3 separate regions of the Mus musculus genome follow, and regions 1 and 2 are each linked to region 3. The links are chromatin loops, found by intact Hi-C in ENCODE. Cell type or tissue: heart. All regions are shown on one strand.

Region 1 (2,500 bases), 330 kb after region 3:
GGACCAGGGTTCGGTTTCCAGAGCCCACATGGCAGCTTACAGCCATCTGTGACTCCAGATCCAGGGGGACACTCTTCAGGTCTTCTCTGGTATCAGGCAGGTATGCGGTACACATACATACATGCAGGCAAGACATTCATACACATGAAATTTAAAAAAGAAAAAAGAAAGAAAAAGAAAAGAAAGAATTCTGAAATACATGTTACATTGATGAAAATGGCAACATTCTTGTAAGGTTTATGTTCTGGGCATCCCTGGCAACAGTAACAGGAAGGGTAGAGGGTGGAAGGCTTAGCTCCGCAGCTGCAAGGACCCTGTGCTTGACAAGATTGGTAATTAGGAGCTACCAACCGGTCAGAGGAAGCCTGTGGGATGATGGGAGCCTAGAGAAGCATCAGTCACACGGAGGGGCCAGGCAGATCCCTGGAGGAACTCACTCCCTGCTGTGTGTGTTAGGAAGAGCAAGAGGAACCAGATGTGCAAGGGGTGGGGGTGGAGGGAGTCCAGAAAAAAAAAACTAGGAGTGTGTGGGGGTGGGTGGGGTGGGGCTAGAACTTAAGTGCTGTTGGAGAAATATGAGTAAGACCTTCGTGAAAGCCTTCGTGTCTCAGTGCATAGTCTTTGTGTCTGTGTGTGTACCATCTTACCTTTGAGCTCCAAGGAGAAAAAGACTCTGCCTGACTCACCTTTATCTTCTTAGAGCCTAGAAAGTACCCGGTATTATCTATGGAGGTTTGATGGATGGATAGATAGGTAGATGCATGAATGAATGAATGAATGAATGAGCGAGTGAATGAATGAGGTGGGATTCCTCTCAGCGCCGTTTCTCTACCTCATTCTGTAGTCTTCCTGCCAATTCACACTGTCTTTAAGTTATTGGGGGGGGGGTGCTGCGACACTTTCTTCAGGTCCTTTGTGTCACTTGCTACACTTCAGCTTTGTGACCTTGGAGTCAGCCCGTGCTGGTGGGTGAGAAGCAGATCCCGAGTGGACCTTTTAAATATTCATGGAGGAGAAGCAATCCCAGCTGGACCTTTTAAATATTCATAAGAGTAGGGGCTCTGGCAGGCTGGACGAATATGAGCAGAATTTGGAAAGGCCTTGGGCAGTGAACGTGCTGAATTAAAGATGAAGCTGTGGTGGGCTGTCTGAGGGGTGCGATTGAAATGAGGAGACCCAGGCAACCTTCCTCTGCTCCTTCCCAGAGTCTGGTGCCCTTGGACTATCAATTTCAGGCTCTGGGAAATGCATGTGGCTTTAGTGGCGACTGGATTGCTCCTTCCTACCACCCTGGTTCAACTGCCACCACCGTGGAGTCCTCTTCCTTCTCAAACCTGGGCAGGGCTGGCATGGGTTTCTGGGTCGCAGGCCCTGGTTGTTTCCCCTATTCTAAGTCTCTGGAGTCTGTCTTGCAGAGACTACCATCCTGAGAGACATAGAACCAAGAAGCACGGATCTGCAGAAGTTCTCACTGTGGAAAATACACAGCACCTCCACCCACTTCCCAGAGTGGCTGACTCATAGGCTAGGTCTCCTCCCACCAGCCAACATCTAATTTGGGTTTGAACTCCACCCATGGTTCCCTTGTCTGAGCATTTGAATGTGTCTCTCCAGGACTTGTTTTTTTTTCTTTCTTGGTGTGTGTGTGTGTGTGTGTGTGTGTGTAGTTGGGTACCTGTGTATGTGTGTGCATGCATGTGGAAGATAGAGGTCAGCCTTGGGTGCTGTCTCTCAGGGGCTGTCCACATTGATTTTTTTTTTAGGCATAGGTCTCTCATTGGCCTGGAGATTATCAATGGTAGGCTAGGCTGACTGGCCGGCCAGTGAGCCCCAGGGCGCCTGTCCCTGTCTCCCCAGCTCTGGATTTACAGATATCTGCTACCATCTGCTACCACGGCTGGCTTTTTTCTTTTTTTTAAGAATTTTAAAAAAAATCTGGGTGTCGCCAGACAGTAGTGGCACACGTCTTTAATCCTAGCACTTGGGAGGCAGAGGCAGGTGGATTTCTGAGTTTGAGGCCAGCCTGGTCTACAGAGTGAGTTCCAGGACAGCCAGGGCTACACAGAGAAACCCTGTCTTGAAAAACAAACAAACAAACAAACAAACAAACAAACAAACAAACAAACAGAAAGGAGTGTTGGGGATTGAACTTGGGCCCTCATAGCTGTGTAGCAAGCACCTTTTCACTACTTCCTAACTCATGTTTTCCTTTTGGTCCCATCCCTGCATCCCCCTGATCCTAAAATTAGGGAGGTTCCTTATTTTACTTATCTCCCCGAGTCTCCCCATACTCTAGAACTAACTCTTCTGAAAGCTCCGCCCTGATCTGCCCAGGTCTTACCTGTTCTCCTGTGGTTGTTATGGTAGCTCTGTCATCTTTAGAAAGTGCCGCTTGCTCCCATGGCTTGCTCAGCCTGCTTTTTTATAGAACCCAGGACCACTTGCCTAGTGGTGGCACAAACGACAGTGACCAGGTCCCTGCCATATTAGTCATTAATGG
Region 2 (2,500 bases), 310 kb after region 3:
CTAAGACCTCAGAAGCCCCCACCTCCCTTCCCCTGTCCTGTCCATGTCTCCCCTCCCCCCACACCCTGTCCTGAGTCCTCTGCACTCCTCCTCCCACCTGGTGCTGCAATTCAGACCACAGAGGAGAAAGTCCGAGATCAGAACTGGAGACGCAGGACGGGAATTAGCTGGGGGCAGCGGAGACACTTTGGAAGATGAAGTAGAAAGTAATGTGAGGTATATGGCCATAGAGCTTACAGAGTGCATGTGTGATGTCCATGCTCACAGAGTTTACAGTGGATGTCTGCATCTATTTTACATATTACTTTGTCCTAGCAGCGATATTTTGAGGAAGGCTGGAAGGGAATCTTTTTCTTTTTCCCCTCCTCATTTTATAGATGTGAAGTCTGAGACTCAGAAAGGTTAAGTTACTTGCTTAAGGTCACACAGCCAAGATCAGGGCAGGCATTCAATCCCTTTCGCTCCTTGACTCCGGGCGTTTATAACTTGAGCTTATGGTACTGAGTGGGACAGCAAATGCCAGTCAGCGCTTCAGCGATGCCGGTCAACGGTAGCGACAAAACGTGTTCCTATTAATACTTCCATTGTCTGCCTCCTCTACAGAGACCCATTGTATGTCTGTCTAGGGACTTCCTGTCCTGATGGGGGCAAATCCAGTCAGTCAATCTTGTTCATGCAGTTGTCTGCCTTTCCTGTTGGGGCCACATTTGGAGCGGATAAGGGACAGGAGAAGAAATGAAGGAAGGCGCACGAGAAGAGCCTGGAGATGGAGATGCTTTGCTGTTCCACGCTGCAGGGGTAACGGGTTTCCTCTCAGTATTCCACGGCCATGATACTCTCTGCCTCTCCTCATCTCTTGGGCTTCAGCCTGTCAAGGTGGGGATGGGAAGGCTTGCAGAGCGCATGGTAAGAGCTAAGCTGACACTGGAACCATAGAGAGGCGGTGGGGGGAAACAGTGGACTGCAAACTGCTGACATCGTTCCTCTTCTGGGTATGCGGCAAGGATCCCACAAAAGAAAAGCGGTGGGTGAGGCTGGAACCACAGGGGAGAATCCAGCAGGGGGCGCTCTGCCAGCGGACCTGCCCTGCTTCCCTTGCCTGGAGCCCCCTCTGACCCTGTAGGAAGCGGACCTGCCCAGCTTCCCTTGCCCGGAGACCGTGTAGGAAGTGCCTTCTATCAGGGTTTCCTGAGCGGATGACACTTGCCCCTCCCTTGATGGATAGCCCCATAGCTTTTTCTTGCCCCTAATGTGGCCAGATGTTCTCCCTAGGTCGCGTGGAGACACAGCAAAAAGGTCTGGGGCTCAGGAAACCAAGGGCTCTGAGCTGTCCTGGCTTTGTGCCTGAACAAATAAATCACTTGACTTTCTTAGGTCTTGGCTCGCTTTCTGTGATATGGGGAGCCTGTCAAGATATCTCAGGGTGGCAGGGGATGGGACATGGTGGGAAGGGGCAGCTGCTCACTGGCTAGTCGCCACCGTAATTGTCACTGTTACCAGCATAAAGGAAAGGCTTCTGGAGCCTTAGGGCCCAGAGGGAGGGAGGAAAGGGTTACGGGAGCAGAGGATACCCCCTCCACACTTCCCTCTCTGTACCTGAGAGCCAAAGGAAAGATCGGGAAGGTTTGGAAAGGCAGGAAAGCCGGACAGGCTCAGAGAATATAGGCTGGGTCTGGAAGAGCCTGCCCTTTTTCTCGGGGTCCTCCCCTTCCAGCTCTATCCATGGCCGGCAACTTCCTCCTAGGCTGTGCTATTGTGGCAGCGGGCATGTTTCTTTTTCAGTGTGTTTGGGAGGCAGGATCAAGGTGGAGAATCTCCAGTTACCAGCATTCCTGAAACAGATCCAAAAGAGGCCGGCCTGACAGAAGGCAGAGACACCCGCGGAAAGGGAGAGGGGCTAAAGGGGCTGGAGGACGGAGCTAATCCAGCCTCCTTGGTCCAGTTTTATAGTTGTTCCCAGGCCTTCTCTAGTGTCACCAAAATGGAGTAGAGCCACTGTCTTCCCTGGGCTCAAGTTTGAGGACAAAGGTTAGAGATCAGGGTGTGACCCCAGCCTTTACGAGTGTGCTCACATCCTGAGCCCTAGGTTGGGTGGGCCTTTCAAAAGGCTTGTGTTGCCCCGAGGGCAGGAAAACTAAGGCTCCCCCTCCCAAAGATCGGCCTTCTCCATGTGTGTGAGAGTATGCACAAAGCTGGGTCATGTACTTCTACTATCCTGCCTGGAGGATCCCAGGCAGCTTGTGAGTTGTCTGTTAGACTAAGGACAGTGTGGCTCTAGGGCACATGGAATACATTATCTTCCCTATTTTTCCAATGAAGACATCAAGGGTCAGAGAGGCCAAGCGACCTCACTGAGGTCGCAGGCACAGTTGACTGGAGCTCTGGGACCCTGATCCTCTCTCTGGCTCAGGGAGTTCCTCTCAGGTTTGCAGGGCTCTGACCTTATAGATTTTGCTGCCTTTGAAAACAGCTCAAATCCCAGCGGCCCCAGGGAATGTCA
Region 3 (2,500 bases):
GCAAAGCACAGGTCTTGCTCCAGAAGCAAGAGACCATTTCCTCTGAGGCAAGCATGAGAGAGCAGTGCTGGAAGCAGGGGCTTATATTATACATGCATGTGTGTATACACACACATGTACATATGACACTATATACACACATGTACATATATACACACACATGTACATATGACACTATTCCCTGTGAAATGGTTATGGGGACTGTTTGTGTGTTTCCTTGTTTTGTTTGTTTTGTTCTGTTTTGTTTTAAAGCTAAGGTCTCAGGCTAGCTCTGAACTACCCTACATACACACTTGTATTTATGACACTATTCCCTGTGGAATATTCCCTTCTTTGTTTTGTTTGTTTGTTTGTTTGTTTGTTTTGTTTGTTTTGCTTTGTTTTGTTTTAAATACAGGGCCTCTTGTAGCCCAGGCTAGCGCTGAACTACTCTACGTATACACATTTCCTGTGGAATGGTTATGTGAACTATTTGCATGCTTCCTTGTTGTTTTTTTGTTGTCGTTTGTTTTTAAGACAGGGTTTCATGTAGCCCAGGCTAGCACAGGGTCTCATGTAGTCCAAGCTCTGAACTCCTCGTGAATCCAAATGCTGAGATTACAAACATCCACCACTATACATGTCCTCTGTGAACTTTTTATAGTCAGACAACAAACTAAAATAATAAGGCACTTAACAAATATAGTGGTGAGGATGGAAGGTAAAGCAGGTTAAGGGGACCCTGGATTTCAAATGCTAGCTGAAAACATTCTTAGATTTGGGGCTGTTGAGAGTGAATGGTTTCACTTGACAGTAGAAAGATAATGATTTTAAATGGTGAGAGACGGGTAAGTAAAGATATGGAGGATAGACCAACATGATGATGGCTTTGGATCGGCAACACTCCAACTCTCCATAACCACGGGGCTCTAACTAGTCAGTTTGTCTGTAGAATCTTTCTCATAGAGACTTTACACAGATTCCACAAACACACCCTGCTCACTGCACACCGGAGTGTACCCTCTCCCTCCTCCCAGAGCCCTTCCTCTGGGGCAAGCATTTTTATATAGTCCCCGCTTTTACACATGAAGAAACAGAGACACAGAAATTTAGGGACCTTGTTCAAAGTCAGCCAGCAAGTCCGGATCAGAGCCCAAGCAAGGAGTCGGTGTCCACATCTGTGCTCTGTGGCTCAGAGATGTCTGATCTCAGTTCCTCCCCTCCCCTCCTCCTCTTCCTGGCAGCACTAATAAGTACCAGACCTGAGCGTTCTGAAAGCTTATTTCGGTGTTTGGATTCCATCCAGGGTCTCAGGGTCCTGAATGAAATGGTTGCTTTCCCAGTGACTGTCAGCTGGGGAACCTGCTGCCATCTAGTGGCATATGGAAGAAATGCTGCTACCTACGGCACTCCTTCCACCACTCACAAACTGAGTGTGTCTGTCTGTGGTCACTGCTTCTGGCCCTGAAGACAGGTGATGCTTTCCACATTGTTAAAAGACGAGTCATCCACACTCTGGCTCCCAGGGTGGCAAAGTCATCCTTGTGAGGCAGAGGTTGTGGAAGGACTGTCAGGCTGTGTCTGGCTTGGGGATTGGCCTGTGGGCAGAGGGGATAGTTGGCTGAAATGAGAGTAAGAGGGAGCACAGTACATGGGTACTAAGGAGGGTGAGCCCTGTGTGGGAGGACTTGAGGGTGCAGAATTGACTGTGTTGGATAGGCCTCCGGTGGCTGAGGAGAGGCCTATGTCTCCTGGATTTTCTAATGTGGTGGAAGGAGGTCGCTTTAGCAGTGTGTGAATGGCTGTGCAGGCAGCTCAGCTGGGGCGTGAGGCTGGCGAGCCACACAGCTGCCTCTGGTGCCATCCTAAACCATTTCTGACTCAAAGAAAGAGTGGTTACCTCGTTTCTTCCATTTATAAATGAGAACTTCTCTATTTGTAAAATGAGAACTTTAAAAGGCATTCTTTCTCAAGTGTCATCCTGAATAGTGTGTGTGTGCATGTGTCTATGTGTGTCTGTGTATATGTGTGTTTATGCATGTGTCTATGTGTATGTGTCTGTGTGACTATGTGTGTGTTTGTGTTTATGTGTATATATGTATATGCATGTGTATGCATGTGTATCTATGTGTAGTATATGTCTTGTGTATATATTTGTCTTGTGTCTGTGTGTTTGTGTGTATTTATGTATATGTGTGCATGTATGTGTTTGTGTGTTTCTTTGTGCATGTCTGTATGAGCATGCATGTGTATGTGTGTGTGTGTGTCTATGTGTATGTTCCTGAGTGTGTCTATGTGTCTTTGTGTGTATGTCTGTGTGCCTGTGTGTTCATGTCTTTGTGTATGCATGTGTCTACGTGTCTATGTGTGTATGTATCTGTGTGTGTATATATGTGTGTATGTCTGTGTGTACCTGTATAGATGTCTGTGTGGGCATGTTTGCGTGTGTATGTCTTGTGTCTGTGTGTGCCTATCTGTGTGTCTGTGTGAGTGTATGTGCCTGTCTGCAAGCGTGCATGTG

What was found. A loop is a pair of places that touch in the nucleus more often than their neighbours do. Peaks named below come from ENCODE experiments on the same cell type or tissue, not always from the same donor. Only the 100,000 strongest peaks of a DNase experiment are listed, where the experiment ranks them.
Region 1: a loop joins it to region 3, with 4 times the contacts of the local background. A loop is called at or near these places in 5 of 42 quality-filtered maps.
Region 2: a loop joins it to region 3, with 2.0 times the contacts of the local background. A loop is called at or near these places in 4 of 42 quality-filtered maps.

The regions. Positions count from the first base shown.
Region 1 is chr15:77,362,718-77,365,217 of GRCm38, forward strand. No RefSeq gene overlaps it. Among named protein-coding and RNA genes, the nearest start is that of Gm41353, 12 kb to the right of the region's middle. In heart, no CTCF peak of the experiment used is centred here; DNase peaks (open chromatin) are centred at 396 and 1,534; H3K27ac peaks cover 349 bases.
Region 2 is chr15:77,342,539-77,345,038 of GRCm38, forward strand. No RefSeq gene overlaps it. Among named protein-coding and RNA genes, the nearest start is that of Gm41352, 30 kb to the left of the region's middle. In heart, a CTCF peak has its summit at 1,056 (motif pointing right); a DNase peak (open chromatin) is centred at 1,163; H3K4me3 peaks cover 1,869 bases; H3K27ac peaks cover 2,194 bases.
Region 3 is chr15:77,028,200-77,030,699 of GRCm38, forward strand. It overlaps a transcript of Mb not described here. Among named protein-coding and RNA genes, the nearest start is that of Mb, 6.7 kb to the left of the region's middle. In heart, a CTCF peak has its summit at 1,353 (motif pointing left); a DNase peak (open chromatin) is centred at 1,242; H3K27ac peaks cover 2,320 bases.